2 separate regions of the Homo sapiens genome follow, and region 2 is linked to region 1. The links are chromatin loops, found by intact Hi-C in ENCODE. Cell type or tissue: endothelial cell of umbilical vein. All regions are shown on one strand. Each heading gives the region's core, and the rest is flanking DNA. Links, peaks and the distances in the headings are about the cores only. Region 1 holds the start of LOC124902922 (a long non-coding RNA gene). Region 2 has its middle 73 kb from the start of NELL2.

Region 1 (15,522 bases), core at 4,915-12,914:
AGCCTAGGTGCCCATCAACAGTGGATCAGATAAAGAAAATGTGGTACCTGAACACCATGGCATACTATACAGCCATGAAAAAGAATGAAATGATGTCCTTTACAGCAACATGGATTCATCTGGAGACCATCATCCTAAGTGAATTAACAGAGGGACAGAAAACCAAATACCACATGTTCTCATTTATAAATGAGAGCTAAACATTGAGTACAGGTGAACATAAAAACAGGTACTACAGACACTGGGGACTACTGGAGAGGGTAGAAGGGAAGAGGGGAATGGACCGAAAAACTACCCATCAGGTACTATGCTCTCTCCTGGGCAACAGGGCCATCCATACCCCAATTCTTAGCATCACATAATATACCCATGTAACAAACCTGCACTTGGACCCCCTGAGTCTATAATAAAATTGGAAATTATTTTAAAAAGAAAAAGAAAAAAATGGAAAGTAGATGATAAACCTAGCAGAAATCTACTCATATTTCTATATCAATAAATACAAATATATGTGTGCCTATATACATAGATATATATGTGCAGGTGTGTGTGTAATATCTTAGATTTATGTGCATCAAGTTCATAACAGAAGCTGAATAGAGGAGAGACTATTAAAAAAAGAAAGTTTCAAAGATCAAGTTTTGGATCCTTATACTATTGATATCTTTCAATACTTCTGTCTCCTGTAATTTATCTAAGTACCTGCTTGTCACCTGTGTACATACATACCTCCTATAATGTGTAAGCTCCTTGAGGAGAGGAAGTGTTTTATCAATTTTTTCATTCCCACAGCATGATTAGTGCATTGCAGTTTTACCATAAATATTTTGCTTTGTGAAAGAGTAAAGGAATTAATGTAACATTATTTCACATGCACCAAATAATGTGATTTTTCAAGAGGTGAAATACCAGCAGCAGGAGAATGAACTATCAATAATATTACATTTGGTCATTTTCACTGAAGTATGATCTTACAGTAATTAACTATCTAAATATAAATCTGAATAAATTGTCGTTAGGTGTTAAAAAGCACTCTGTGGTATAGTCAAAAGGCACTTGGAGAGAAGTGATATTTCCTGAAAAGCAATTGTTAATGCACTGAAAAAATAATCATGAAAATTGCATTCCACAAACATTTCACCATGTAACAGATTTGAAGTGTGTTTGTATTCTGTTTTGTGCGTGGCTCTAAGAAGTAGGTTGACTACTTTAAAAATAGACATTGTGACTCTTGGTAGACTTTATTTTAAAACCCCATTGACCTGACGTTAGTAGAGCATTTCTTTTGAGGTCACAGTTGTGGAAAGTGGATTCAGTCATTTCAGAGCATATGGCAGAGCAACAAGCATAAACCTATGTTAATTAAATAGTCATGGTGTTTTAACAAGTTGGAATATATTTTCAAGATAAGTTATTCCAACTGATTACATTTACAGGCTACTTAGAAAGAAAGATTTGTTTAAATGTTTGTCCACTAGATTTAACATCTCCTTGAGCTTTGGGAGTATTTTCTATAACTTCTTCAAACTATTTTAAGTTCCTCTTTACATGTGTTTAACATCTTCATTTTTCCTTACTAAAGGAAAAATACTATTTGAAAACACAATAGTGCTGGCTTCTGTTATAGGGTCCCAAGTGGTGACGTGGAATAAAGGGCTTATCACTTAGGTAATACCTGGATTAACCATAAATGCCTACTCTCCTCATGGTATGTGCTTAAGGGATTAAATCTCAACTTTATTTACTCTCACTTCCCTCATTACTGCTAGTACAGCGGGGAGACAGAGTGTTCAGGGAGAATCACGGAGGAGGACTGCATCATGTTTATTAGCAGTCCTGGCAACAGACCTCCAAATAGTAGACAGACTTAACACGGTGAGTTTGTCCATACAGAAGGAAGGAGTCCAGCCAAGTGGGTAGTCTGCATGAAGTGCCAAGGAGGATGTCCTAACAGGTGGCCCATGGTATCAGAGGAATTTGGCAGAAGGTAATAGTGAGCTGGAAGCATTGGGTTTATCAGGCAAAAACTTTTAGGATTCAATCATGGGTACTGGAGTGACAAACGCATTCACTTGAAAATGAAACTAATGGTCTGGTTAGCATATGATATAGATGACAGTTGAAACTGATAGTAAATTCTGTGAGGGATTATCGTGAGCGGGAGAGATCACTCAGGTTTTTATGTATAACATGGAAAGAATGTAGTTTGAAGGAATTATAAGATTTGGTTAAGTAAGTGGAAAATAGAGACATTCAAGTTTTATCCCAATTTAAAGTAAAATGCTTCAGTCCCTGGGGTATTCGTTTAAAAGAGAGCTAGAACATGATTTAAAAAACTGGAAATATATAAATTCTATACTACTGCAGATGGGCAGGAATTTTTTCAAAGCCATCCTGAAGCAGCAAGATATAACTCATTTGCATTTGTCTTTTTCCAATGAATGTGCTTTTTCTTATAATTAGAGCTTGACCATCGCTCTGAAAAGAATATTTCAGCCCTATCCCTCACTCTCATCTTTGCATGTGTGTCAAGGTTGGCCCTGGAAGTCTTGTGTAGTAGTTGCTACTTGTCATTGTCTCACTTGTACCCAGTAAAAAAAAGTGCAGCATTGAAGACTGACACATTCAGCCATGCTATTGGCACCCAAACTCAGAGCACTGCTGTACTTCAGGTCAGAATTGTATAGGTGATGCTAAATGCAAGCTATGGTGCAAGCTTTTCCTAGATCTGATGGACTGATTCTTTGTAACTTTTTTTTTTTTTTTTTTGAGACAGACTCTTGCTCTGTCGCCCAGGCTGGAGTGCAGTGGCGCCATCTCGGCTCGCTGCAAGCTCCGCCTCCCGGGTTCACCCCATTCTCCTGCTTCAGGCTTCCCAGTAGCTGGGACTACAGGCGCCTGCCACCGCGCCCGGCTAATTTTTTGTATTTTTAGTAGAGACGGGGTTTCACCGTGTTAGTCAGGATGGTCTCGATCTCCTGACGTCGTGATCCGCCCACCTTGGCCTCCCAAAGTGCTGGGATTATAGACGTCAGCCACTGCGCCCGGCCTGTAACTATTTTTAATGGATGCTGTCAGGGATATGAAGTATTTCTATGGGCTCCTCTATGAGCTTTTTAAGTTACAATGATAAAGCTAAGGAACAAATTACAAAAGAACTTTGTAGGCAATGGAATCATGGAAGCCAGTATAACAATCCTCTATAATTCAGAGCATTCATTTTAAACTCATGCCTAAAATAAGAAATGAAAAAGAGCTATTGTTAGACCGACAAGTTCATTAATATCATGAAGTCATGAAATTTTAGAGCAGGAGGAAAATTTAGGATCACTTTTTCATATCTTGAGTTTTACAGCTGAAGCCCAGGGAGGTTCTTTAATTTGCCTAAGGTCATAAAGTCAGTCAGTGGCAGGACCTGATGTAGAAGCTGGGTCTTCTGAACCTCTACCCACTACCCCAACGGGCAGTTTCTAAGTCAAGGTTTATTAACTCTGGAGTTGGACGTGAAGAGGCACGTTGGAGAATGTTGTCCAAGAGGCTCAGTGTCAAGTCTAGTTAGATTAAATGTGGAATCCAGTAACAGGAGACCATATGAGAACACTGCACAGTGAAATGAGGAACAAGCTACTAAGATGGGCAGAATGGTGCAATGAAAACACTACTGGACTAAAAAGACAGGAGTTGAGGGAGGGAAGAAGGCAGAAAAACTAAAAGGCCAACATTCATTGAGCACTTAATATGTACTGGGCACTGTCCTGGATGCTTAGATGTACTTTATTTCATTTAATCTTACAAAACCTTCCAATAAGGATAATATTATTAATATTATTTATAACTTTACAAATGAGAAGAAAATGGGAATTTCCTAAGGCACACAGATACAGTCTGGATTCAGCAGAATGAGAATTAAAAAAAAAAAAAAAACAGATCTGTCTGACTTCAAAGACCATACTTTTTTTCATAACTTGTTTTACTGTTGTGCATATAAAATGAAATAATATGCTGTATACAAAGTTGAAAACAAAGCACATTGCAGGTGATAGGAAGTTTAGTGAATGACGGGAACACTCTTGCAATAGACTAAAGTCAGGGCTGCATAGTTCTTAGTGGCAGTGTGACCTTAGTTAAGTCAGCTTGTTTCTAGGAATCCACTTTTCTCGTTGATAGCATGACAGTTTTTTCCTTCCTCTTGTTACAAGATTTTTTTGTGATGGTCAATTTTTTTTAAATGCTTGAAGTATGATGTTTTTGCATGTCAAAAGTACATAATGTGGATAGAAGAAAATTAATTTAGTTGAAAAATGTTTCAGTTTTTCTTTGAATTACAATTGATCATTCAGACCTTTGGTTTTAACTAAGAAAAACTATAGTAATATGACGGTATATAAAGAATTTGGAGTAGGAGAAACAATGTAGCCATAACCTACAAATAGAGGCATACTCTAAGGCAGTGATTCTCACTGTTATCTGATGATAAGAATCACTGGGGGCAGGGCACAGTGGCTCACGCCTCTAATCCCAGCACTTTGGGAGGCCGAGGCGGGTGGATCACCTGAGGTCGGGAGTTCAAGACCAGCCTGATCAACATGGAGAAACCCCATCTCTACTAAAAATACAAAATTAGCCAGGTGTGGTGGCATATGCCTATAATTCCAGCTACTCTGGAGGCTGAGGCAGGAGTATAGTTTGAACCCTGGAGGCGGAGGTTGGGGTGAGCTGAGATTGCACCATTGCACTCCAGCCTGAGCAACAAGAGCGAAACTCCGTCTCTCACAAGCACACAAAATAATCACCGGAACCTTTACAGAGATGTGAGTTCTCTGGATCAGAAGAGCTCCAGGAGTTTCTTGTTTAGTAAGTGGGTAATGGTGCCTGGGATATATGTTCCTTTAAATCATTACAGATGATTCTTGCAATCATAGTTACCTGCATTAGAAGCACCTGGGTTCTGCTTAAAAATGCAGATTCTTGGGTCTTCCTCTTACATCTAGTAGTATGAGAATCACTAGGGGATTCTGCCTGGAAATACGAGTTTAAAATTAGACTATGATTTCTCAGCTCTCATGTAACTCTGGTAATAAGTGAATGTTTGCTATTGCTTTGATCAGATGGCTGTACATGACAGAACTGCAAGAAAATTCTAAACTGCTAGATGATAGTCTCAGTTTATTGCATTTGAAGATGTTTGGGGAATTGTTCAGAATTTTGAATTTCTCCTATAAAACTATATCACTACTGTTGTGTATTTGTGGAAAGCTGAAAAATAAAACTAAATATATTCTGGATACATTTTTCTCAATTTTTATGTGAGTATATATATATATGTATATACATATATGTATGCTGAAAACGATATTTATATCTGAGAGATTACCGTTTGTTCAACCTTTGATTTCAGTAGCTGAGTACATTCATTTGGCAAGTCGAATAAGGTCTAAAGCAGAGAAACAGCAGGAAATCAAGGAGGTACATATATCTCAGTTTTATAACAAAATAAATTTACACACAAAAATGTGTCTAGAAAAAAGATAAGTAGTTGTTTATAATCCCTTCCTGGGCCTTCTAAAGAGGGTGAATGCCAAGAAAGATCTTTTGTTTTAATGAATAGGGTGGTGGGTGTAGATGCAAACTGGAGAAGCTCAGGAACCTAGGTGAGTATTCCTGCCTATGCAGAAGGTTGAGAAGACTTGTTATGGGGAAAGAAAGAGGGAGGACGTAGAGATGACAGCTGCCACAGCCAACAGAAATTGTAACAGAGAGGATTTTCAAAACAATTTTGCTGTATTATACATAATGTTACATCTTACATCCAGCTTCAGCTTCCCAATAAATTTTCAGTTAATATTAAATATATATATGTATATATATATGTATATATGTGTATATATGTATATATATATGTATATATGTGTATATATGTATATATATGTATATATGTATATATGTATATATATGTATATATGTATATATGTATATATATGTATATATGTATATATATGTATATATATGTATATATGTATATATATGTGTATATATATATGTGTGTATATATATATATATATTTTTCCTCCCATTCTTTTGGCATTTGATGGCCAGGTCAATCCTCCTCTTTACATGCCAGATGGGTTTCTGGGCAAGAGCCAGGGGAAGGAAAAGGTCATGGAGGCCAAGGTACATTATTTTTCTTAATAATTTCAACTTTTATTTTAGATTCAGGAGGTACTTGTGCAGGTTTGTTACATGAGTATATTGTGTGATGCTGATGTTGATGAATGATCCTATGAATGATCATAGGATGATGATCCTATCATCTATGGTGTGCATCATCCTATCACCTAGGTAGTGAGCATAGTACCCAATAAGTAGATTTTCAGTTTTTCAGCCCTTGTCCCTTCCCTTCCCTCTCTAGTAATCCCCAGTATCTCTTGTTGCCATCTTTATGTTCATATGTACCCAATGTTTAGCTCCCACTTATAAGTGAGAACATGCAGGATTTGGTTTTCTGTTCCTATGTTAATTTACTTAGGATGACGGCCTTCAGATGAATCTATGTTGCTGCAAAGGACATGATTTTTTCTTTTTCATGGCTGTGTAATATTCCAGGGTGTACATGCATCACATTTTCTTTATCCAATCCACCGCTGTTGGGCCCTTAGATTGATTCCATGTCTTTTGCTATTGTGAATAGCTCTGTGATACATATGTGAGTGCACATGTCTTTTTGGTGATGGAATGATTTATTTTTTATTGAGTATATACCCAGTGATATGATTGCTGAGTTGAATGGTAGTTCTGTTTAAGTTCCTTGAGAAATCTCCAAATTGCTTTCCAAAGGGGCTGAACTAATTTACATTCCTACCGTCAGTACATAAACATTCCCTTTTCTCTGCAGCCTCATCAGCATCTGTTATTTATTTTTATAATAGCCATTCTGACAGATGTGAGATGGTATCTCATTGTGGTTTTGATTTGCATTTCTCTGATGATTAGTGATGATGAGCATTTTTTCATAAGCTTGTTAGCTCCTTGTATGTCTTTTGTTTTTGAGAAGTGTCTGTTCATGTTCTTTTGCCCACTTTTAGATGAGATTATATGTGTTTTGCTTGTTAAGTTGTTTAAGTATATTACAGATTCTGGATATTAAACCTCTGTTGGATGCATAATTTGCAGATATTTTCTCCAATACTGTGAGCTGTCTGTTTACTCTGCTTTTCATTTTGCTGTACGAAAGCTCTTTATTTAATTAGGTCTCACTTGTCAATTTTTGGCTTTGTTGCAGTTGCTTTTGAGGACTTAGTCATAAGTTCTTTGCCAATCCTGTTATCTACAATGTTATTTTCTAGGTTTTCTTTTATGATTTTTATAGCTTGAGATTTTACATTTAAATCTTTAATCCCATCTTGAGTTAGTTTTTCTATATGGTGAAAAGTAGGGGGACAGTTTCATTCTTCTGCATATGACTATCCAGTTATCTCAGCACCATTTATTACATATGGAGTTCTTTCCTTATTGCTTATTTTTGTTGACTTTGTCAAAGGTCAGATGGCTGTAGGTGTGCAGCTTGTTTCTGGGTTCACTTTTCAGATCTATTATTCTGTCTGTCTGTTTTTGTACCAATATCATGCTGTTTTGATTACTGTAGCCATGTAGTGTAGTTTGAAGTCAGGTAGTGTGATGCCTCTGGCTTTGTTCTTTTTGCTTAGCATTGCTTTGGCTATTCAGGCTCTCTTTTGGTTCAATATGAGTTTTAGAATAATTTTTTATAATTCTGTGAAAAAAGACATTGATAGTTTGAAGGAATAGTGTTGAATCTGCAGATTACTTTGAGCAGTATGGACGTTTTAATGACATTAATTCTTTCAGTCTATGAGCATGGAATGTTTTTCCATTTGTGTCATCTCTGATTTTTTTCAGCAGTGTTTTGTAGTTCTCCTTGTAGAGATATTTTATATCCTTAGTTGGTTGTATTCCTAGGTACTTTTTTGTGTGGGTGGGTATTGTAAGTGAGATTATGTCCTTGATTTGGCTCTCAGCTTGAACCTCTTTGGTGTATAGAAATGGTACTGATTTTTATATGCTGATTTTGTGTCCTGAAACTTTACTAAAGTTGTTTATCTGGTCTAGGAGCCTTTGGCAGAGGCTTTAGGGTTTTCTAGGCATAGAATCATATTGTCTGCAAAACTGAGATAGTTTGACTTGCTCTTTTCCTATTGATGCGTTTTATTCTTTCTCTTGCCTGATTGCTCTGGCTAGGACTTCCAACACTATGTTGAATAGGGTTGGTAACAGGATCCTTGTCTTGTTCCAGTTCTCATGGGGAATACTTCCAGCTTTTGCCCAGTCAGAATGATGTTGACTGTAGATTTTTTATAGATGACTCTTATTTTTTTGATGTATGTTCCTTCAAGGGCTTATTTGTTGAGGTTTTATAATGAAGGGAGGTTGGATTTTATCAAAAGCCTTTTATACTTCTATTAAGATGATCATACAGTTTTGGTTTTTAATTCTGGTTTTGTGGTGAATCACATTTATTTAGTTTTGTGTGTTGAACCAACTGGCATCTCAGGAATAAAGCCTACTTGATTGTGGTGACTTAACTTTTTGATATGCTGCTGGATTTCATTTGGCAGTTTTTTTTCTTTTTTTGAGGATTTTTGTGTCTATGTTTATCAGGGATATTGGCCTGTAGTTTCTTCTTCTTTTTTTTTTTTTTTTTAAGACAAAGTCTCACTCTGTCGCCAAGGTTGGAGTGCAGTGGCGCAATTTCAGCTCACTGCAACCTCCGCCTCCTGGGTTCAAGGGATTCTCCTGCCTCAGCCTCCTGAGTAGCTGGGACTACAGGCTAGTTTTCTTTTTACATTGTGCCTTTATCAGTTTATGGTATCAGGGTGATACTAGCTTCATAGTATGAGTTAGGCAGGAGCCCATCCTCCTCCATTTTTTGAAATAGTTTCAATAGAATTAGTACGAGCTCTTCTCTGTACATGTAGTAAAATTCAGCTGTGAATCCATCTGATCCAGAGCTTTTTTGTATGTAGGTTTTTTTGACTAATTCAATTTTGTAACTGGGTATTGGTATGTTCAATGTTTCAATTTCTTCCTGATTCACTGTTGGGGCTTGTGTGTTTCCAGGAATTTATCCATTTCTTCTAGAGTTTCTAGTTTGTGTGCATAGAGGTGTTCATAATATTCTCTGAGAATCTTTTGTGTTTCTGTGGAATTGGTTGTAATATCACCTTTGTTGTTTCAAATTGCACTTTTTTGGATCTTCTCTTTTATTTGTTAATCTAGCTAGCAGTCTATCTGTCTTGTTTCGTCTTTCAGAGAGCCAACTTTTGGGTTCATTGATGCTTTGTATGGATTTTGGGGTCTGAATTTCATTCAATTCTGCTCTTATTTTAATAATTTCTTTTCTTCTGCTAGCTTTGGAGTTAGTTTATTCTTAGTTTTCTAGTTCCTCTAGATGTGATACCAAACTGTAAATTTGAGATCTTCCTAACTTCTTGAAGTAGATGTTTAGAGCTATAAATTTTCCTGTCAACACTGTTTTTGCTTCATCCAAGAGATTTTGCTATGTTGTGTTGACTGTTCGTTTCTTTCAAAGAATTTTTTACTTTCTGCCTTAAATTCATTGTTTACCCAAAAATTGTTCAGAGAAAAGTAGTTTAATTTCCAAGTAATTGTGTGGTTTTCAGATACCTTCTTGGTTTTGATTTTATTTGTATTCCACTGTGGTCAGAGCATATGGTGGGTATGATTTCTATTTTTTCTAATCTGTTGAGACTTGCTTTATGGCTGAGCACTATTGTGTGGTGGGCTAAGGCTTTTCATAGATATAGGAGTATTTGTATTATTAATGTGGGTGCTCCGATGTTGGGTGCACATATACTTAGGATTATTAAATCTTCTTGTTGAATTGAACCTTTCATCATTATATAATGTCCTTCTTTTTCCTATTTTATTATTGCTGGCTTAAAGTCTGTTTTATCTGATATAAAAATAGCAATGATATAAAAATAGCAACCCCTGTTCTTTTTTGTTTTCCATTTTCATGATAGATCTTTCTTTCTCCAGTTCTTTACTTTGAGCCTGTAAGTGTCATTTCCTGTGAGAGGGGTCTCTGGAAGACAGGAGACAGACTTTTTAATCCAGTTTACCACTCTCTGTGTCTTCTTAGTGAAGCATTTAGACTATTTTCACTCAAGGTTAATATTGTCATGTGTGGTTTTAATCCTATGGTGAAATTATTAACTGGTTGCTTTGTAGTTCCTGTTATATAATTGCTCTATAGGGTCTGTGAACTATAGACTTACATGTATTTTTGTGGTAGCAGGTATTGTTATTTTGTTTCCATTTTTAAAATTCCCTTAAGGACCTCTTTTAAGCCTGGTCTAATGGAGATACATTCTCTTAGCGTTTTTTTATTGTTGGGGGTGTCTGGAAAACATTGTATTTTTACTTTGCTTATAAAGCTTAGTTTGATGGGATATGGAATTCTTGGTTGAAATTTCTTTCCCTTAAGGATGCTGAAAATAGGCCCCCAATCTCTTCTGGCTTGTAATATTTCAGCTGAGACATATGCTTTTAAATTGATGGGATTCCATTTGTGCATGGTCTGAACTTTTTCTCTAGCTGCCTTTAAGATTTTTTCTTTAGCATTGTCCTTGGGCAGTTTAATGACTATATGCCTTGATGATGTTCTTTTTGTATGGTATCTCACAGGTGTTCTCTGGATTTCTTGTTCCTGGGTGTCTACCTCTTTAAAAATACTAGGGACACTCTTTGTACTATTGCTTCAAATATGTTTTCCAGATTGTTTACTTTTTCTCCTCCTCTCTCAGGAATGCCAGTAATTTATAAATTTGTTTGCTTTACATAATCCCATATTTTTCAGACTTTGTTCATTAAAATTTTTTTTCTTTATTTTAGTCTGACTTGATTAATTCAAAAGACTAGTCTTCTAGCTCTGTAATTCTTTTTCTGTTTGGTGTAGTATATTGATAAAACCTTCAATTGTATTTTGAAATTCTTTAATTGAATTTTTCAATCCTGGAAGCTCTGACTGATTTTCTTTAAAGATGTTTATCTCCTTCTTCATTTCCTGGATTTCTTCAGAAATTTCTTTTTCTTTTTCTTTTTTTTTTTTTTTTTGGCTTTCATCCTTGTCTTGAATCTTGTTGAGCCTCCTTGCAATCCAAGCTTTGCATTCTTAATCCGTCATTTCTGAGTGTCTGTTTTAGTCAGGGACCATTGCTGGAGATCTAGTGTGATCCTTTGGTGGAGTCACAATATTCAGATTTTTCATGGTATGAGAAAAGTTGCACTGGTTCTTTCTCATCTGGAGACACTGGCACTTCTAATTTTTGTAATTATTAATATTTTCATGTGAATAGGATTTTCCCCTTTCTTTCCCTATTATATATATATATATGTTTTTTTTTTTAATTTTTCTTTGTTTTTCTCCCTAGTGGGTGTAACTGTAAAGAATGTTGGCTAGGGTCTTTTGGCTTTGCTTCATTTTTTTGTTTTTGTTTTTGTTTTTGAGACAAAGTTTCACACTTGTTGCCCAGGCTGGAGTGCAAATGGCGCAATCTCAGCTTACTGAAACCTCTGCCTCCAGGGTTCAAGCAATCCTCCTGCCTCAGCCTCCCAAGTAGGTGGGATTACAGGTGCCTGCCACTACACCTGACTAATTTTTTGTATTTTTAGTAGAGACAGGATTTCACCATGTTGGCCAGGCTAGTCTCGAACTCCTGACCTCAGGTGATCCACCAGCCTGGCCTTGGCTTTGCTTCTATAGCCCTATGCACTTCTGTCAGCTGGTTTTATGTTGGACTGTGTGGTTCTACCTACAGGCCAGTAGATGGCACTTATGGGTAAAAGTCAGCTCTGGCCAACGTGAACGGGTATATATTTCAACCTTGTTTACTGGGAGGTCTCTGATGCTGCAGGCAATGGGCTGAACTGTTTAGTGCACAGTGGTCTTAGCTCCCTACTCACCACCACATGAGGGAACCAAGAGAGTAGGGCCTGGACTGGGCAGGCTCACCTACAGCCACTCAATGGCAGGTACTAGCACCAGCACCTAATGCGTGGCCACCTAGCGCCCAGAGGTATGTCTAGGCATGGAGCTTGGTAACCTGCTTGGCCCTAAGTTCTCTGCATGGGGAGGGGTGACGGCCCGAACTCCTAATCCAGTAGAGTGGATGCACCTGGAGATCTTCCTGGGCATGTAGCATAGGGGGCCGTACTGCACCACAGTCTCTCCACAGAAAGTGTGGGGCAACTCAGGCCACTGACCCAGGCAAGGGGGTACTTCAGATGCCTGGAGATATGCCTAAGCATGGAGTGGAGAGGGTCCTGTTACATCACAATCTATGCACAGGAGGGGTGGGAGACTCAGGCTGCTGGTCCATGATAGGAAGTGCTCTGATTGTCTGGAGATCTGCCTGCATGCGTGGAACAGAAGAGGCCCTGCTACACTCTAATCTATGTACGTTAAGGTGAGATGGCTCAGGCTACTAGTCCAGGAGAGTAGGTGCTCTGAATACCTGGAGTTCTGCCTGGATGTGTAGCAGAGAGGGCCCTGCTACACCCTAATCTATCCACAGGAAAGGTAGGGTGGCTAAGGTTGCTGATCCAGGCAACAGGGTGCTCCATCTGCATGGAGATTTGCCTGGGCATGAAGTGGAGAGAATCCTGCTACAAGCCAATTTATGCACAGGAAAGGTGGGGTGGCTCAGGCTGGTAATCCAGAAGAGCAGGTGTTCTCAATGGCCAGAAATCTGCCAGGGTATGGAGCAGAGAGGACCCCACTGCATCCCAGTCTATGCACAGGAAGGGTGGGGCAGCTCAGCCTACTGATCCAGGAGAGTGGGTGCTCTGACTGCCTAGGCATGGAGCAGAGAGGTCTCTGCTGCACCACAATCTAGGCACAGAGAGGGTGGGATGACTCAGGATGCAAATTCATGTAAGTGGGTGCTCCAAATGCCTGGAAATCTGCCTAGGCATGGAGCAGAGAGTGTCCCCTGCACCATGATCTCAGGTGAGCAGGATGGAGCTCCCAGCAAGGTCACACACAGGCCATTTCCAGGTGGCCAAGCTAGGCCTGGCTACAAGTCTCATTGCTCAAGAGAAACTGTCGCTGTAGCAGCTTCCCTCTCACCCTAGAACTACACACGGGGAGCACAATTCCAGCACCTACAACTGGGGCACTGTCCACACGCACCATTCAATTCTGGCTATGGAGGCCTCTACTCAGCACCAGAGCAAGCTCTGCAATCTCTGATCCAAGACTATAATGCCTGCATGGCCATGCTGCTGGGTTGTCAAAGAATTACTGACTTTGTATGCACCTGGATTAAAAATGGCATCCTGCTCTCCATCCTGAGTCTGGGAAAATGCCTGCAGGAATTCCTGGTATCTTTTCCTCTCAATGTCCCCAAGCCTCACCCCAAGCTAGTCCCAAGGCTTGGGAGAAACAAAATGCTCTTTCTTGTCCTGGGTTGCATGGATCCCCATTGGAAAAGTGACTCACAGAGGGAGGCTCTCTGCCCACCCCCTGTTCTGGGTCTTCACTCACTTTTATTTACCAAATGCCTTCCCAGGGGCTGCTTGCCCACCTTCTCCTCCCTGGGGTCTGGGACGTCCTTCACTGTCTTAATGGGTTCCCGTTTTCCCTTTTGAATTAAAATTCATGCATTTGAATTAAAATGTATGATTTTGCTGTTTCCAAGTGGCTAAGACACACTGCAAGCTTCTAATCCGCTGTCTTGGAAGAAAAATAATGCATTTTCTGATGACGTAAATACAAAAGTGCTAAGTTCTTACATTTATTAAATGAGTGTAGAAATAAGATCTGGTGGCTGCATTCACTTTGTCTTCTGACTACCAGTTAATTCAATATTTAAAATTCATTCTTTGGTTTTCATAAAATTACCTATTTTTTTTCTTGGCTCAAAACCTAACTATATGTCTCTTTCTTTCCAGTCCAGTTTGTCAAATTTCCTTCCTCTAGCTGTCCATTATACATACTCTGTGATTCTGCCCTGTGTTTCCTTATCTTCTCATCCAAGTTATTTTTTAAGGCAGTTCTGTTCACTGCCATGGCCTAACAGCCTCCCAATAGGCTAGTCTTTCTCAAATCTTCCTCAAGCCCTAAGACTTCTGCTGAATTTCAGACCTGGATATCTAACTGGCAACCAGCTCTATCCACCTGGATGTTTACGTGGGCATCTCTGGTTCATCATGTCTAAAACCAAGCTATCATCAACCCTTCAAACAGTTATCTATCCAGTCACTCACACCAAAAAACCTTTTAAAAATCCAAGATTTCTCTTTCCTACTTATCTTCCAGTCAGCCATCATGCCTATATATTCTTCTTGCCAAATATCTTTTGAATCTGCCCCTCCTTTAGACTCTTATCACCTATACCTTACAGTTCATGTTACCATCAACTTTTGCCTATATTAGTACAAAGCCCTTTCTCTTCTTTTGGTCTTACTCCATTATTCCAAAGTAATCTTTTTAACACCAAAATCTTATCTTCAAAATTCTTTAAATAATAATTCATTTGCATGTCATCTATACAAGGCCTTTTATCATCTAGCTCATGCCTAGCTTCTGACCTTCTCTTCCTGGTCATTATCACCACCTTCCCTCTCCTACCCCCACCTCTTGCATTTTACACTCTATTAAATTTTGAAATACTTGTTGATTACCGAATTCTGCCTTTTTAAAATAGTACAGACCTTTGCATGTGCAATACAAGGGCATCTCCCCAGTGTGCGTGCTTCACTGCCCTCAGCCATCCAACCCTCAGCTTATATGCTGTCCTCTCTGTGAAGTCTCATCTGCCTCTCTCAAATAAACTTTAGTGCTTCTTTTATTATTTGTTCATGGCAATTTTTAAATATTTCGATTAGAGTTATTTTACTCTTCCATTTAAATTTGTTTGGATGTATTTAATTGTTTTACTAAAAAGTTGTAAGAATTGCCTAGAATAGTTCACGTCAGACACAGAGAATATTCAACAGATGTTGGCTGAATTTAGACCAGCACCTAAACTAGTTCCTTTCAGGTCATTGGGACTCAATATTCACATTTTAAAGAAAAGATTTTAGAGTATTCTCAACTGGGAGCAATTTTATTTTTTCATTTCTTTAGAATTTCGGATCAATGTACTTGTGTGAGCTATTTTTAAGATAAATTTTCTATGTGATAATTGTATTTGAATTGATCAGAAACTGAAAGATTTGTTTTACAGGGATTATTTAAAGCCTGTTGACATTAGACAATTCCTGCATTAAATTTACTGTAAGCTGTAGGAGTGTTTATGATGTAATTCACTTTTCATAGTATTTTACAAAGCACAATCATCATAGACCCAGAGTAGATTGTTTGTGCTGACTCCTTTATACATCTCTGAGCCCAGCTTTTCTTCTGGTAACTCTTTTAGTTGAAATGGGTATCCTCTATGCGTGCCATTGGCATATCTCCTAGAGACAGCTGCAAAGAGTAGC
Region 2 (15,522 bases), core at 4,129-12,128, 630 kb after region 1:
CCAACAGTTTTATAAACTGGTTTGGAAAGAAGAAATGTTTCAGCAGTCACTAGATAAGAGGAAAAAGCTTGATGTGAAATAATTCTTTTAGTTCTCTGTAGGGTCAAGGATTCAAGTATCACATACAAAATGCGATGCTGAAATGGGGGAAGTCACTATAACATACTGCAAGTCTCTCTAATTTAAAATGCCATTCAGACTTGTACTCATGGAATACAAAGTGCTTCTTATAAAGCTTGTATTACAATCTATTTCTTAGCTCCTACTTTGGATTAAACAAGATAGTTACACAAAAGATCCAGGAGTAGTATCTGACACTTAACGGTTTCCTTTTCCTTTTCCTTTGGAGGTAAGAGGAATGTGAGCATGTTTCTAATTTCCAAGGAAAAATTATTAAATATCTTTGAATCTTGGTTTCTTCCTGTGAAGGATGATAAAACCACTTCATCAAGTCATTGTAAGGGATAAAAGTTATAGCCGATATAAATAGTTAATTGTATGTAGTTGCTCAAAATAAAGTAGCTATCATTATTAGCACTATATTTTTAGAGTGGTTTAGTATAAACTGCATATCCAAACTTCTAACCTTTACAATATTCACCAAAACTCAAATCTAAATAGACAAAGTATGCTCAAATCATGATGTTATATAGAAAAACCTCTAAGGTGGTTAAGCGACTTTATTATGGTATTTTAATATCATGAGTTTTCTCAAAGTGTAAGCTTTGAAATTTTAATAATAAAACATAATGATCCATCTATATTCCAGTTTGTTCTTCATCAAAAATGGGTTTCCAAGAAGAAAATCTAATTGTACCAATGCAAAAATCCTAGTAATGACTGGCTGAAAATCTGAGCAGCTCTGAGGTAATTAAGTTGAAAATGCCAAGGAAAATTGTATTTTTGTGGTTGTTATTTTATTACCCTTTCCAGCAATTTTCCACTTGAATACCTTTTAAATGTATAATTTAGCCGCACTTTATTCTTTACTGTATATCAATATGGGAGGCAAATAACTTAACAGAAGACCTGGAACCACCAAGAATTCTGGTTCTAGTTCTTGTATTGATTTAGCTCTTGATTTTCCATATTTAAATTAGGATAATAACCTGACCAGTTTCAGAACCATGTTGTCATGACCTCTTCTTCTTTTTCTTTGAGTCTCTCCATCTCCTTTCCACCACTGCCAGTCCCCAAAATACTGTGGAACTGAATTTATCATAAGTGAATTGCTTGCATTAAATTATCTGATATAAAGTAGTATTTGGCATAAAAATGATCATAAATGTTTTCCCCCTTCTTATAAATAATGCTTTTTCCCTTTTTCTCAACAGTTCTAATTGCCTCTTATTAAACCTATGAAATTAACTTCTCCTGATTTTAGTAATTCCAGTCATTTCAGCAAACCCAAGAGAGCCAAGGACTGAGCTCTGGAACATTCTGTTACTTAAAAGTCAATATTTAAAGATTCAAAGGTGAATCCCATCAAGGTGGAAGCCTGATTCGATTTGTCATGAGGATATGGGCTGAGACCGTGGAGACATTAAGGTTGGCTGTAAAGGGTGGTCAATAAATCGGTAGCTATAGGGGACATAAAAGCGAACGAGGGTTCTATTCTCCCTTGATCAATATTACAGCACATTACAGCAGGGAGAAGAGAGATATAGTGATTATGCAAGACAGAACAGAGATAATTATGTCAGCAAATTCTTGAGAAGGTGAAAAGAGATGGAATCCAGTGCACAAGTAAAGGGATTGTTTTTAACATGGGGACAGAGACCCTTCCTCTGTAATAGAAATATTCAGATGTGAGAGACTAGGTGGTGGGAAAATATCATTATCTTCTGATTGCTTCTGTTTGCTCAGCAAGATAAGAAGCAAAGTCATCAGCAGAGAGTGAAGAACAAGGAATACAAGTTGGAAATTTGATAAGAAAAAGTGTAACATAGTAACCTCAGACAGGGAAAAAATAATTCAGTGAGAAAATGGAAACTGTGGTTGACAACTGCAGAGAGGCACTAAGGGCCCACTTGAGACACAGTCATGAAAATTAAGAGAGATCCCTCAGCTAAGTTAGATGTTCCTCTCCAACCATGAACTGCAAGCTTGGTAAACATTTATTAAATGTTTATTAAGTGCCAAGCACTATTCTAAACACTTCATTTTTATATTACTTTATATTAATACGTTTGAGCCCGCAACAACTCCATTAGATAGGTATACATGAGGAAACTGAGGCACAGAGCAGTGAAGAAACTTACTCAAGCCACATGGCTAGTAAATGTTCGACTCAGGATTCAAGGAGCGTGGGTCCAGAACCCACAACCTTAATCACTAAACTATGTGACATTTCTGTGAGTGCTTGGGATTAACCAGTATTGATGTTCTGCCATTTGAGTAAGGCAGAGAGTGAGGCAAAAAAGCTGAGGGCATTTACAAGTAATTAAACAATGGAATCTAAGCTGGACAAGGAGGAAGTGAGGATAAAAGAGGGTAGTGGAAACTAAAAATTGTAATAGTCAATGGATTAGAAGCCCCAGAGTAGTCCACAATTGTCATAGAGGCAGTTAGCTGAAAACAGAAGAAGGGGTGTTTGGTGACTGGATGTTAGAAGATGAGATTTTGAGTATGGTACAGTTATTCACAACAACATAGTATAAAGTTTTACCATGATGATTGGCAGCTAAGGTCAGGGGGTGAGATGAGGCATGAAAAGATTGTAATGGAAAAGGTCACAAGGCCATGCGTGGTGGCTCACCCCTGTAATCCCAAAAATCTGGGAGGCCAAGGCGGGCCCATCACCTGAGGTCAGAAGTTCGAGACCAACCTGGCCAAATGGTAAAACCCCACCCCTACTAAAAATACAAAAAATTAGACAGGCATGGTGGCCCACACCTGTAATCCCAGCTACTTGGGAGGCTGAGGCAGGAGAATCACTTGAACCTGGGAGACGGGGGTGTCAGTGAGCCAAGGTCACACCACTGCACTCCAGCCTGGGCAACAGAGTGAGACCCCATCAAAAAAAAAAAAAAAAAAGAAATAAAGAAAAGAAAAGGTCAAGAGACTTAAAACAAAATCCATTGAATGTACTTTATATATATATGTATATATACCAAAGGTAGTCATGGAAAGAAAGAAAGAAGTCAGGTGTTAACATCTTCACCAAATGAGGAGCTTTGTAGATTACTACAGGATGGAAGGATAAGCATAGTCCAGCGGCTTTGCTCCAAATAGATATTCCAACTCTTCCCAATTTACAGATAACTTTCTTGGTTTTAACACTGAAAGTCCCACATTCTGGGCCTCCATGAGCTAGGGATTTTGAAAGATGAAGAAAAATGAGACATTTTCTGGATATGGCAATGAAAAGATTATACCTGCTCTATCTCCAGGCCTTGTGAGATATGGATGTTATGAATTTTAACTCTAAAAAACTGTCATGCGGTAGGTACTACTATTATATTTGTAATTCCTCTTCTCAGAATAGAATGCTTTGTTAACATTAGCTGATTAGTTTGAAGCAAATATTTCCAAAACATTTTCCTCACATTTTGTGCTACCTTGATTCCTAAAGGGTAATGATTATGTTTCTTGTCTCGCTAAATCTAATATGCTCTAAAAGCTATAGCTAATTCTGTTTTACCAATAAGTATTGTAAATACTTGAATGCACCCAATAGGAAAAAATCACTCAGGTAAGAAAGTCTTTTCTCACAGAAAAAGTGTTGGCACTCGGGAAAGGATAGGCGTGGTACTGCAGTATCATCCTATAATGAGAAATATTCTGCCATAGAAGGGTCCACATCTTCCACTCCGCTAATTCAAAGACTTCTGGGTCTAGAGTATGGAGGGAGAATCACAGTATTTCATAGGCAGCAGTAACCTTAAAGATACTTTAGAAGTTATTTAGGAGTTATGGAAACCATCTTATTTGATTTAAACCCTTGTGGAAACTCTTCACTCAGATTATGCATTAAAAGTAGTTTCTGTATATTTCTATATTCACATGGCATTAAATGCTGTATGACACTTTTCCATTTCTTAAGCTGGACATTTACAAAATGTGTATCATATTAAGTGATTTCAAAATAACACATGCAAAGAAAAAGGCTGAAAAAATACACAAAAGATTCACTAAAAAATTATCCAGATGGTGCAATGAGACCATCAGGCTAGTCTAAGCCATCTTCCAGGTCTTTCCTGCCTTGTAACCACACCCTTCTCTCTCCTTGCTCTTATCACTAAACTTCTCGAAAGCAAAGTCTATATTTTTTTAACTCCAAATCACATCTTGGATTGAACCTGACTTCAGCCCACACTCTCTTAGGAGGTTACCAAATGACTATTTGCATAGTCATTTATGAGAAAATCCCAATTTCCTATCCTTTTATTATTTTCACCATATTCAGAATGAACTACGTAACTAAATGTGTATGATTTTTACACATGTGTTAGTCTCGCACAAGTTTAAAATCCCTGTCATTTATGAGAAAATCCCAATTTCCTATCCTTTTATTATTTTCACCATATTCAGAATGAACTACGTAACTAAATGTGTATGATTTTTACACATGTGTTAGTCTCGCACAAGTTTATAATCCAGAAAAAAACTACTTAATATGCCATATATCCTAAGCTCAGGTTTAAATGCCCAGCTCTCTAAACTCAGTTTCCATCCCTCCTTGGAATTTCAGTAACGTTTCAAACCATTTGCTATCTCTTCTCCCTGAAATTATCTAACTCCTGTCCACTTTAAAATAATATCTCTTATCTTACTCTCCTATTAAGTTCTTTTACTTTCTACCTCCAAAATTAGTTCATTATTTTTCATATAATTCTTGAACTTTTAGCAACACAATGACACCTCTCTTTTTAATATATTCTTGCCCTGAATAGTTTTCCTGAATGTTCTTTCTTTGGTCACTTAGTGGCTTCTTTTCTTCCTCCAGGCTCCAAAGGCCAGTAATCCCCAAGAACCTACACTTGCACTTTCCCTCCCTTCTTTCTACAAGGCTGACTTTTATTAGCCAAGTGTCTATTCTCATGATTTCAAGAGCCATTCCTAAACAGAATGTACCTCAAAACCTAACATTTTGAGAATTCTTTCCTGCAGTTCCAACCCATTGCTAAAGGCATCTCCACCTGGATGCCTTACAGTCAGTCACCTCACACTCCAACAAAAATCACACTCATCTTCCTAACCAAAACCAGTTATTCTCCTGATTTCTCTAATTCTGGTTAAAGAAGCCACCAATCTCATGGTCACCCAAACTAAAAACCTCTGTTTTTAATCTACTCTAGTCAGTTAGAATGGTTAACTTTTTCTATCTCCACCCTAGGTCTGATAATCATCCCCTCTTCTTCACGCCTACAATTATATTATAATGGCTTCTTAATTGCCTCTTTGCCTCTGGTTTTTCCACCATCCAGTCTGTCCAGGATATTACTGCCAAATAAATATTCTAAAACCCAGTATTATGACATTTCTTATTCAGTAACCTTTAGCAGCCTCCTACCATATAGCAAACTAAAGTCAAACTACCTAACCTGGCAACCAAACCCCTCTAAGCTGCTTGTATTTCTCTGGTAATACTTATCTTACAATAGAGTCAAACCTCTTAGATTCTAAAATCAGAAACGAGAAAATCATACATAATCAAAATTACCCTGGAAAAGTCCTTCGACAGGCACTCCCCTGGAGACCGCAAGTTGGTTTGGCACAGCCAGTTTTTCCTCCAGCATTGGAACAGATTCCTGTTTCTTTGGTTGAGCACCAGGTGAAGTAGTTGGCTTGCTTTTAGGGTACACTTTACATGAAAAATGCATATATGTATATCTTTAAAAACTAGAATCACTCAGCTCAGTGGATATACTTGCACTTCAGAACAGAGACAAACTGAGGAAACCACAGGTTCGCATCTCCATTGTCATGCTCACTCCAGGCAATCATTAAAAGGAATGATGGGCAGTATTGTCAACATTATTTAAATTGGTAATTTTCTCATTTTTATTAGATTGTTAGTTTGCTTTTGTTTTGCTGAGATAATGGGATTTCAACTGTTAAGTCTTCATTAAAAGTTATTTAGGAACTTGCCTTTACTCATCCCCCAGAACTTTGGGGATAGAAATCATGTCATATTCCTATTTTCATTTTATACAGCACTTGACACTGTACTGAGTTACCCTGTAAGTATTTTCTCAACAAATCAAATTTGCTTTGATTTGTTTATAATTAAGTGGTGTTCAATAGAATATGTCTGATGAAAGGGTTATTTCCTATTTTATTAAAATCTGGATCTTTTCCCATAAAGACATATTGACAAAGTCTTTTCTATTGCAATTATTTTAAGGCAACAACTATTTTTAAAATATGTTGCTCTATTTTAAATATAATAATAAAACAATATTGATAAACTCCAGTAGAGGCTATGAAATAGATATATACTTGGTATCTATATTTAATAACCAAAATATACATGTTAAAATATTTGTATATTTCAATACAGATGCCACATATTTATATTTTAAAATAATTAATCTACAGTTGTTATTTAAATTAATAACAAGGGGCCGGGCACAGTGGCTCATGCCTATAATCCCAGCACTTTGGGATGCTGAAGTGGGTGGATCACCCGAGGTCAGGAGTTCGAGAGCAGACTAGCCAACATGGTGAAACCTCATCTCTACTAAAAATACAAAAATTAGCCAGGCATGGTGGCGGCTGCCTGTAATCTCGGCTACTCGGGAGGCTGAGGCAGGAGAATCACTTGAACCCTGGAGGCAGAGGCTGCAGTGAACTGATATCACGCCACTGCACTCCAGCCTGGGAGACAGAGTGAGACTCCGTTTCAAAAAAAATAATAATTAATAAAATAAAAAAATATGAATAACAAGGAAATAACTGCTGTAATATGTCATCATGATTATATTAAATCACGAAAAAAGCTGATAGCATTCCTGCATTAGACTGCATAGGGTTTGCCAATGTTATTTAAATATACCGTATAAATAGAACAAAAAAATAGATCCCAGAAAAATTACAAATACAGTATCCCACGTAACTTAAGATTGTTACAAGAGTTATTTAAATATTTACCTTGGGGAAATATAAGACATCCAGAGCTGCTTCTGGGAGATAATTTAAATAAGCCACCCTGTGCATTTTGAGGGACGTACAAAAATAAAGTTTGGACTTGCTGCCACATCCTCTAGATACCTGTTATATTCTTCCTGAAATTTAGTGACAGAATCTACCCTGTAGTATCCAACACTGTACAACTGGCAGGTTTGAGAAGTCATCTTGAGTTGGGGTGGTGCTAATGGACATTCCCCAGGAGCACCTAAAGGGAAGCTATGAAGGCGACTCTAGGTGGTGTCACACACCCTTGCTTCCCTGGGCAACATCCGCGGGGCTTTGAGAATGTTCCTGGGAACGTTGATCTCCGAGTGAAGGTTGGAGCTTCCTAGTGACCACTAGGGGGATCGGGAGCACCGTTGCGGCAGGCTGCCCTCTGGAGGCCGTGAAAGGAAAGGGCTCCAGGGATGTTCTGAGGTTTACAGGCTGCACACACCAAACAGCAGTGGATGCTGACGCTAAAAGACTATTAATGGGCCAGGAGTGGCGGCTCACGCCTGTAATCCCAGCACTTTGGAAGGCCGAGGCGGATGGATCACGAGGTCAACAGATCGAGACCATCCCGGCCCACATGGTGAAACCCCGTCTCTACTAAAAATACAAAAATTAGCTGAGCATGGTGGCATGTGCCTTTAGTCCCAGCTACTTGGGAGGCTGAGGCAGGACAATCACTTGAACTCGGGAGGCAGAGGTTGCAGTGAGCCGAGCCGAGATCCTGTCACTGCACTCCAGCCTGGCGACAGAACGAGACTCCGTTGTCAAAAAACAAACAACAACAACAAAAAAAACTATTAATGTAGGGAACAGACCTCAGATATTTGGAGCCAGATGAAGATGCCATCGGGGTTACTGATGCCTGGTATGCTGATAACCTTTCTACCTAGATTTCTAGTTTTTCACGCATGTCCAAAGAACTAGGTCTCCCTGAAGAAGGAAAGCTACATATCAGAATGAGGAAACAGAATATATACAGGCTTTGGGATCAGACCAACTTGTATTCAAATCCAATTTGCCATTTATTAGCATGAGAGGATGATTAAGGCCATATATTTAATCCCTGTAAGCTTATGTTTCCTCATCTGGAAAATGCAAAGTACTTGGTATCAGAAGGTACTTTAAAATTAGAATGGATTCAAAAGAGGAAGTTGTACTTTTAGTTTTTAACCTAATACAATTGGAATATCTGGGACTCTGGGTGGTATCATTCATTACTGTCCCCAGCTACCTTTAGTAAAATCTAACATCTCTGTCAATAGCTACACAGACTCCACAGATCAATAACAGCCTTATGTAGTGAAACATGATGCCCTAGAAGATTCTGCTGCTTCCAAACCTGCTATATTTTGTATTGGACATAAATATTAATTGTTCTCATGAACATCAGCCTATAGGGAGGCCTATAGCCTCCCGATCTAACCCCCTACCAGGTGTAGCCAGTATATCTAAATGGAGCTCTCACCTGCCTGTCTGGTACCTTTGGTTCCTCAAGGTGTTGAGAGCCTCATCCAGAATTACAGTTGCCAGAATCAGCAGACTGAGGAGCAGATAGAGTTGGAGGGGCCAGCCTACTTAACTAACCCCTGTATCCCTTTCCCTTGGTATTGGTCTTTGTTGGTAGTATTGGTCCTGCTCCTCAGGCTCCATCTGTTAAACATCTCAACAGCATATACATACAGCTCCCTATTTAATTATTCTAATCCCACCTGATGCTGCCCCCAAGAAGTTTCTTCTGTCCCACGTCATTGCATTAGTCCCTTGAACTGACTTCATCCTGTATTTAAACTATTACACCCTCAGCTTGGGTTTTAAACTTTAGGTCTCATTACAGTACATTTTCCCCAGGCCTCACTCACAAATATTACAACTTAGCCTCAGATTGTTCCTCAAAATCTCTCAAAAGAGCTGATAGTTATGACTGCACCTTTAATCAGAATATATAAGGGCTAGAGTTATTGTCTGGAGTCACTGAACTAGCACTCAGATTCCTAACAGAGGATGTGGCTATAGAAATAGGGTCAGTTAATTCCATTAGTTAGTTTCTGTTAATTAACACTGTCATCAAAGAAAAAAACCCATAAATACTCAGAAATGACTCTAAAAAGAGTTCTTCATCCTCTAATTTAAAAAGTAGTTAATGCACAATTTTTAACTAATGTGGTGGCTTTTGTCTAGTCTCTCCGTAGGAGAACACATACTTAGAGTTGTGCACTTGGGGTTTTTTTCCTGTAATAACGATGGATTTCAGCTGATCCATCTGTTTTCTCCTCTGGAATGCCTCATAACCAAGAGTATGTATCTCCAGATAGCAAGAAAGGGGGAATTATTTAGTGGCCCAAGAATTGCAAGGAATACTAAACGGTTCATAACAGAATTCAGACCTTATTAGAAATGTGTCGGAGGAGGAGCCAAGATGGCCGAATAGGAACAGCTCCGGTCTACAGCTCCCAGCGTGAGCGACGCAGAAGACGGGTGATTTCTGCATTTCCATCTGAGGTACCGGGTTCATCTCACTAGGGAGTGCCAGACAGTGGGCACAGGCCAGTGGGTGCACGCACCGTGCGCGAGCCCAAGCAGGGCGAGGCATTGCCTCACCTGGGAAGCGCAAGGGGTCAGGGAGTTCCCTTTCCGAGTCAAAGAAAGGGGTGACAGACAGCATCTGGAAAATCGGGTCACTCCCACCCGAATATTGCGCTTTTCAGACCGGCTTAAAAAACTGCGCACCACGAGACTATATCCCACACCTGGCTCGGAGGGTCCTACGCCCACGGAGTCTCGCTGATTGCTAGCACAGCAGTCTGAGATCAAACTGCAAGGCGGCAGCGAGGCTGGGGGAGGGGCGCCCGCCATTGCCCAGGCTTGCTTAGGTAAACGAAGCAGCCAGGAAGCTCGAACTGGGTGGAGCCCACCATAGCTCAAGGAGGCCTGCCTGCCTCTGTAGGCTCCACCTCTGGGGGCAGGGCACAGACAAACAAAAAGACAGCAGTAACCTCTGCAGACTGAAATGTCCCTGTCTGACAGCTTTGAAGAGAGCAGTGGTTCTCCCAGCACGCAGCTGGAGATCTGAGAACAGGCAGACTGCCTCAAGTGGGTCCCTGACCCCTGACCCCCGAGCAGCCTAACTGGGAGGCACCCCCCAGCAGGGGCACACTGACACCTCACATGGCAGGGTATTCCAACAGACCTGCAGCTGAGGGTCCTGTCTGTTAGAAGGAAAACTAACAAACAGAAAGGACATCCACACCGAAAACCCATCTGTACATCACCATCATCAAAGACCAAAAGTAGATAAAACCACAAAGATGGGGAAAAAACAGAACAGAAAAACTGGAAACTCTAAAACACAGAGCGCCTCTCCTCCTCCAAAGGAACGCAGTTCCTCACCAGCAACGGAACAAAGCTGGATGGAGAATGACTTTGACGAGCTGAGAGAAGAAGGCTTCAGACGATCAAATTACTCTGAGCTATGGGAGGACATTCAAACCAAATGCAAAGAAGTTGAAAACTTTGAAAAAAATTTAGAAGAATGTATAACTAGAATAACCAATACAGAGAAGTGCTTAAAGGAGCTGATGGAGCTGAAAACCAAGGCTCGAGAACTACGTGAAGAATGCGGAAGCCTCAGGAGCTGATGCGATCAACTGGAAGAAAGGGTATCAGCAATGGAAGATGAAATGAATGAAATGAAGCGAGAAGGGAAGTTTAGAGAAAAAAGAATAAAAAGAAATGAGCAAAGCCTCCAAGAAATATGGGACTATGTGAAAAGACCAAATCTACGTCTGATTGGTGTACCTGAAAGTGACAGGGAGAATGGAACCAAGTTGGAAAACACTCTGCAGGATATTATCCAGGAGAACTTCCCCAATCTAGCAAGGCAGGCCAACGTTCAGATTCAGGAAATACAGAGAACGCCACAAAGATACTCCTCGAGAAGAGCAACTCCAAGACACATAATTGTCAGATTCACCAAAGTTGAAATGAAGGAAAAAATGTTAAGGGCAGCCAGAGAGAAAGGTCGGGTTACCCACAAAGGGAAGCCCATCAGACTAACAGCGGATCTCTCGGCAGAAACCCTACAAGCCAGAAGAGAGTGGGGGCCAATATTCAACATTCTTAAAGAAAAGAATTTTCAACCCAGAATTTCATATCCAGCCAAACTAAGCTTCATAAGTGAAGGAGAAATAAAAACCTTTACAGACAAGCAAATGCTGAGAGATTTTGTCACCACCAGGCCTGCCCTAAAAGAGCTCCTGAAGGAAGCGCTAAACATGGAAAGGAACAACCGGTACCAGCCGCTGCAAAATCATGCCAAAATGTAAAGACCATCGAGACTAGGAAGAAACTGCATCAACTAACGAGCAAAATCACCAGCTAACACCATAATGACAGGATCAAATTCACACATAACAATATTAACTTTAAATGTAAATGGACTAAATGCTCCAGTTAAAAGACACAGACTGGCAAGTTGGATAAAGAGTCAAGACCCATCAGTGTGCTGTATTCAGGAAACCCATCTCACGGGCAGAGACACACATAGGCTCAAAATAAAAGGATGGAGGAAGATCTACCAAGCAAATGGAAAACAAAAAAAGGCAGGGGTTGCAATCCTAGTCTCTGATAAAACAGACTTTAAACCAACAAAGATCAAAAGAGACAAAGAAGGCCATTACATAATGGTAAAGGGATCAATTCAACAAGAGGAGCTAACTATCCTAAATATATATGCACCCAATACAGGAGCACCCAGATTCATAAAGCAAGTCCTGAGTGACCTACAAAGAGACTTAGACTCCCACACATTAATAATGGGAGACTTTAACACCCCACTGTCAACATTAGACAGATCAACGAGACAGAAAGTCAACAAGGATACCCAGGAATTGAACTCAGCTCTGCACCAAGCGGACCTAATAGACGTCTACAGAACTCTCCACCCCAAATCAACAGAATATACATTTTTTTCAGCACCACACCACACCTATTCCAAAATTGACAACATACTTGGAAGTAAAGCTCTCCTCAGCAAATGTAAAAGAACAGAAATTATAACAAACTATCTCTCAGACCACAGTGCAATCAAACTAGAACTCAGGATTAAGAATCTCACTCAAAACCGCTCAACTACATGGAAACTAAACAACCTGCTCCTGAATGACTACTGGGTACATAACGAAATGAAGGCAGAAATAAAGATGTTCTTTGAAACCAACGAGAACAAAGACACAACATACCAGAATCTCTGGGACACATTCAAAGCAGTGTGTAGAGGGAAATTTATAGCACTAAATGCCCACAAGAGAAAGCAGGAAAGATCCAAAATTGACACCCTAACATCACAATTAAAAGAACTAGAAAAGCAAGGGCAAACACATTCAAAAGCTAGCAGAAGGCAAGAAATAACTAAAATCAGAGCAGAACTGAAGGAAATAGAGACACAAAAAACCCTTCAAAAAATCAATGAATCCAGGAGCTGGTTTTTTGAAAGGATCAACAAAATTGATAGACTGCTAGCAAGAGTAATAAAGAAAAAAAGAGAGAAGAATCAAATAGACACAATAAAAAATGATAAAGGGGATATCACCACCGATCCCACAGAAATACAAACTACCATCAGAGAATACTACAAACACCTCTATGCAAATAAACTAGAAAATCTAGAAGAAATGGATAAATTCCTCGACACATACACTCTCCCAAGACTAAACCAGGAAGAAGTTGAATCTCTGAATAGACCAATAACAGGAGCTGAAATTGTGGCAATAATCAATAGTTTACCAACCAAAAACAGTCCAGGACCAGATGGATTCACAGCCGAATTCTACCAGAGGTACAAGGAGGAACTGGTACCATTCCTTCTGAAACTATTCCAATCAATAGAAAAAGAGGGAATCCTCCCTAACTCATTTTATGAGGCCAGCATCATTCTGATACCAAAGCCAGGCAGAGACACAACCAAAAAAGAGAATTTTAGACCAATATCCTTGATGAACATTGATGCAAAAATCCTCAATAAAATACTGGCAAACTGAATCCAGCAGCACATCAAAAAGCTTATCCACCATGATCAAGTGGGCTTCATCCCTGGGATGCAAGGCTGGTTCAATATACGCAAATCAATAAATGTAATCCAGCATATAAACAGAGCCAAAGACAAAAACCACATGATTATCTCAATAGATGCAGAAAAAGCCTTTGACAAAATTCAACAACCCTTCATGCTAAAAACTCTCAATAAATTAGGTATTGATGGGACGTATTTCAAAATAATAAGAGCTATCTATGACACACCCACAGCCAATATCATACTGAATGGGCAAAAACTGGAAGTATTCCCTTTGAAAACTGGCACAAGACAGGGATGCCCTCTCTCACCACTCCTATTCAACATAGTGTTGGAAGTTCTGGCCAGGGCAATTAGGCAGGAGAAGGAAATAAAGGGCATTCAATTAGGAAAAGAGGAAGTCAAATTGTCCCTGTTTGCAGACGACATGATTGTATATCTAGAAAACCCCATTGTCTCAGCCCAAAATCTCCTTAAGCTGATAAGCAACTTCAGCAAAGTCTCAGGATACAAAATCAATGTACAAAAATCACAAGCATTCTCATACACCAACAACATACAAACAGAGAGCCAAATCATGAGTGAACTCCCATTCACAATTGCTTCAAAGAGAATAAAATACCTAGGAATCCAACTTACAAGGGATGTGAAGGACCTCTTCAAGGAGAACTACAAACCACTGCTCAAGGAAATAAAAGAGGATACAAACAAATGGAAGAACATTCCATGCTCATGGGTAGGAAGAATCAATATCGTGAAAATGGCCATGCTGTCCAAGGTAATTTACAGATTCAATGCCATCCCCATCAAGCTACCAATGACTTTCTTCACAGAATTGGAAAAAACTACTTTAAAGTTCATATGGAACCAAAAAAGAGCCCGCATCGCCAAGTCAATCCTAAGCCAAAAGAACAAAGCTGGAGGCATCACACTACCTGACTTCAAACTATGCTACAAGGCTACAGTAACCAAAACAGCATGGTACTGGTACCAAAGCAGAGATATAGATCAATGGAACAGAACAGAGCCCTCAGAAATAACGCCACATATCTACAACTATCTGATCTTTGACAAACTTGAGAAAATCAAGCAATGGGGAAAGGATTCCCTATTTAATAAATGGTGCTGGGAAAACTGGCTAGCCATATGTAGAAAGCTGAAACTGGATCCCTTCCTTACACCTTACACAAAAATCAATTCAAGATGGATTAAAGATTTAAACGTTAGACCTAAAACCATAAAAACCCTAGAAGATAACCTAGGCATTACCATTCAGGACATAGGCATGGGCAAGGACTTTATGTCCAAAACACCAAAAGCAATGGCAACAAAAGCCAAAATTGACAAATGGGATCTAATTAAACTAAAGAGCTTCTGCACAGCAAAAGAAACTACCGTCAGAGTGAACAGGCAACCTACAACATGGAAGAAAATTTTCGCAACCTACTCATCTGACAAAGGGCTAATATCCAGAATCTACAATGAACTCAAACAAATTTACAAGAAAAAAACAAACAACCCCATCAAAAAGTGGGCGAAGGACATGAACAGACACTTCTCAAAAGAAGACATTTATGCAGCCAAAAAACACATGAAAAAATGCTCATCATCACTGGCCATCAGAGAAATACAAATCAAAACCACTATGAGATATCATCTCACACCAGTTAGAATGGCAATCGTTAAAAAGTCAGGAAACAACAGGTGCTGGAGAGGATGTGGAGAAATAGGAACACTTTTACACTGTTGGTGGGACTGTAAACTAGTTCAACCATTGTGGAAGTCAGTGTGGCGATTCCTCAGGGATCTAGAACTAGAAATACCATTTGACCCAGCCATCCCATTACTGGGTATATACCCAAATGACTATAAATCATGCTGCTATAAAGACACATGCACACGTATGTTTATTGTGGCATTATTCACAATAGCAAAGACTTGGAACCAACCCAAATGTCCAACAATGATAGACTGGATTAAGAAAATGTGGCACATATACACCATGGAATACTATGCAGCCATAAAAAATGATGAGTTCATGTCCTTTGTAGGGACATGGATGAAATTGGAAATCATCATTCTCAGTAAACTATCGCAAGAACAAAAAACCAAACACCGCATATTCTCACTCATAGGTGGGAATTGAACAATGAGATCACATGGACACAGGAAGGGGAATATCACACTCTGGGGACTGTGGTGGGTTGGGGGGAGCGGGGAGGGATAGCATTGGGAGGTATACCTAATGCTAGATGACGAGTTAGTGGGTGCAGCGCACCAGCATGGCACATGTATACATATGTAACTAACCTGCACAATGTGCACAT

The links. Hi-C counts contacts between places; a loop is a spot of excess contacts. Peaks named below come from ENCODE experiments on the same cell type or tissue, not always from the same donor. Only the 100,000 strongest peaks of a DNase experiment are listed, where the experiment ranks them.
Region 2: a loop joins it to region 1, with 2.9 times the contacts of the local background. A loop is called at or near these places in 12 of 110 quality-filtered maps.

What each region holds. Positions count from the first base shown.
Region 1 is chr12:44,305,869-44,321,390 of GRCh38, forward strand. All of the region lies in intron 6 of TMEM117 (transmembrane protein 117), which reads left to right. It overlaps LOC124902922 (a long non-coding RNA gene), which reads left to right and starts at 7,022. Exons shown (of 2, transcript XR_007063281.1): 1 at 7,022-15,522. RefSeq lists an enhancer at 2,365-2,865. In endothelial cell of umbilical vein, for the core only: no CTCF peak of the experiment used is centred there; no DNase peak of the experiment used is centred there.
Region 2 is chr12:44,941,430-44,956,951 of GRCh38, forward strand. No RefSeq gene overlaps it. Among named protein-coding and RNA genes, the nearest start is that of NELL2, 73 kb to the left of the region's middle. RefSeq lists an enhancer at 7,220-7,419. In endothelial cell of umbilical vein, for the core only: a CTCF peak has its summit at 7,476 (motif pointing left); a DNase peak (open chromatin) is centred at 7,482.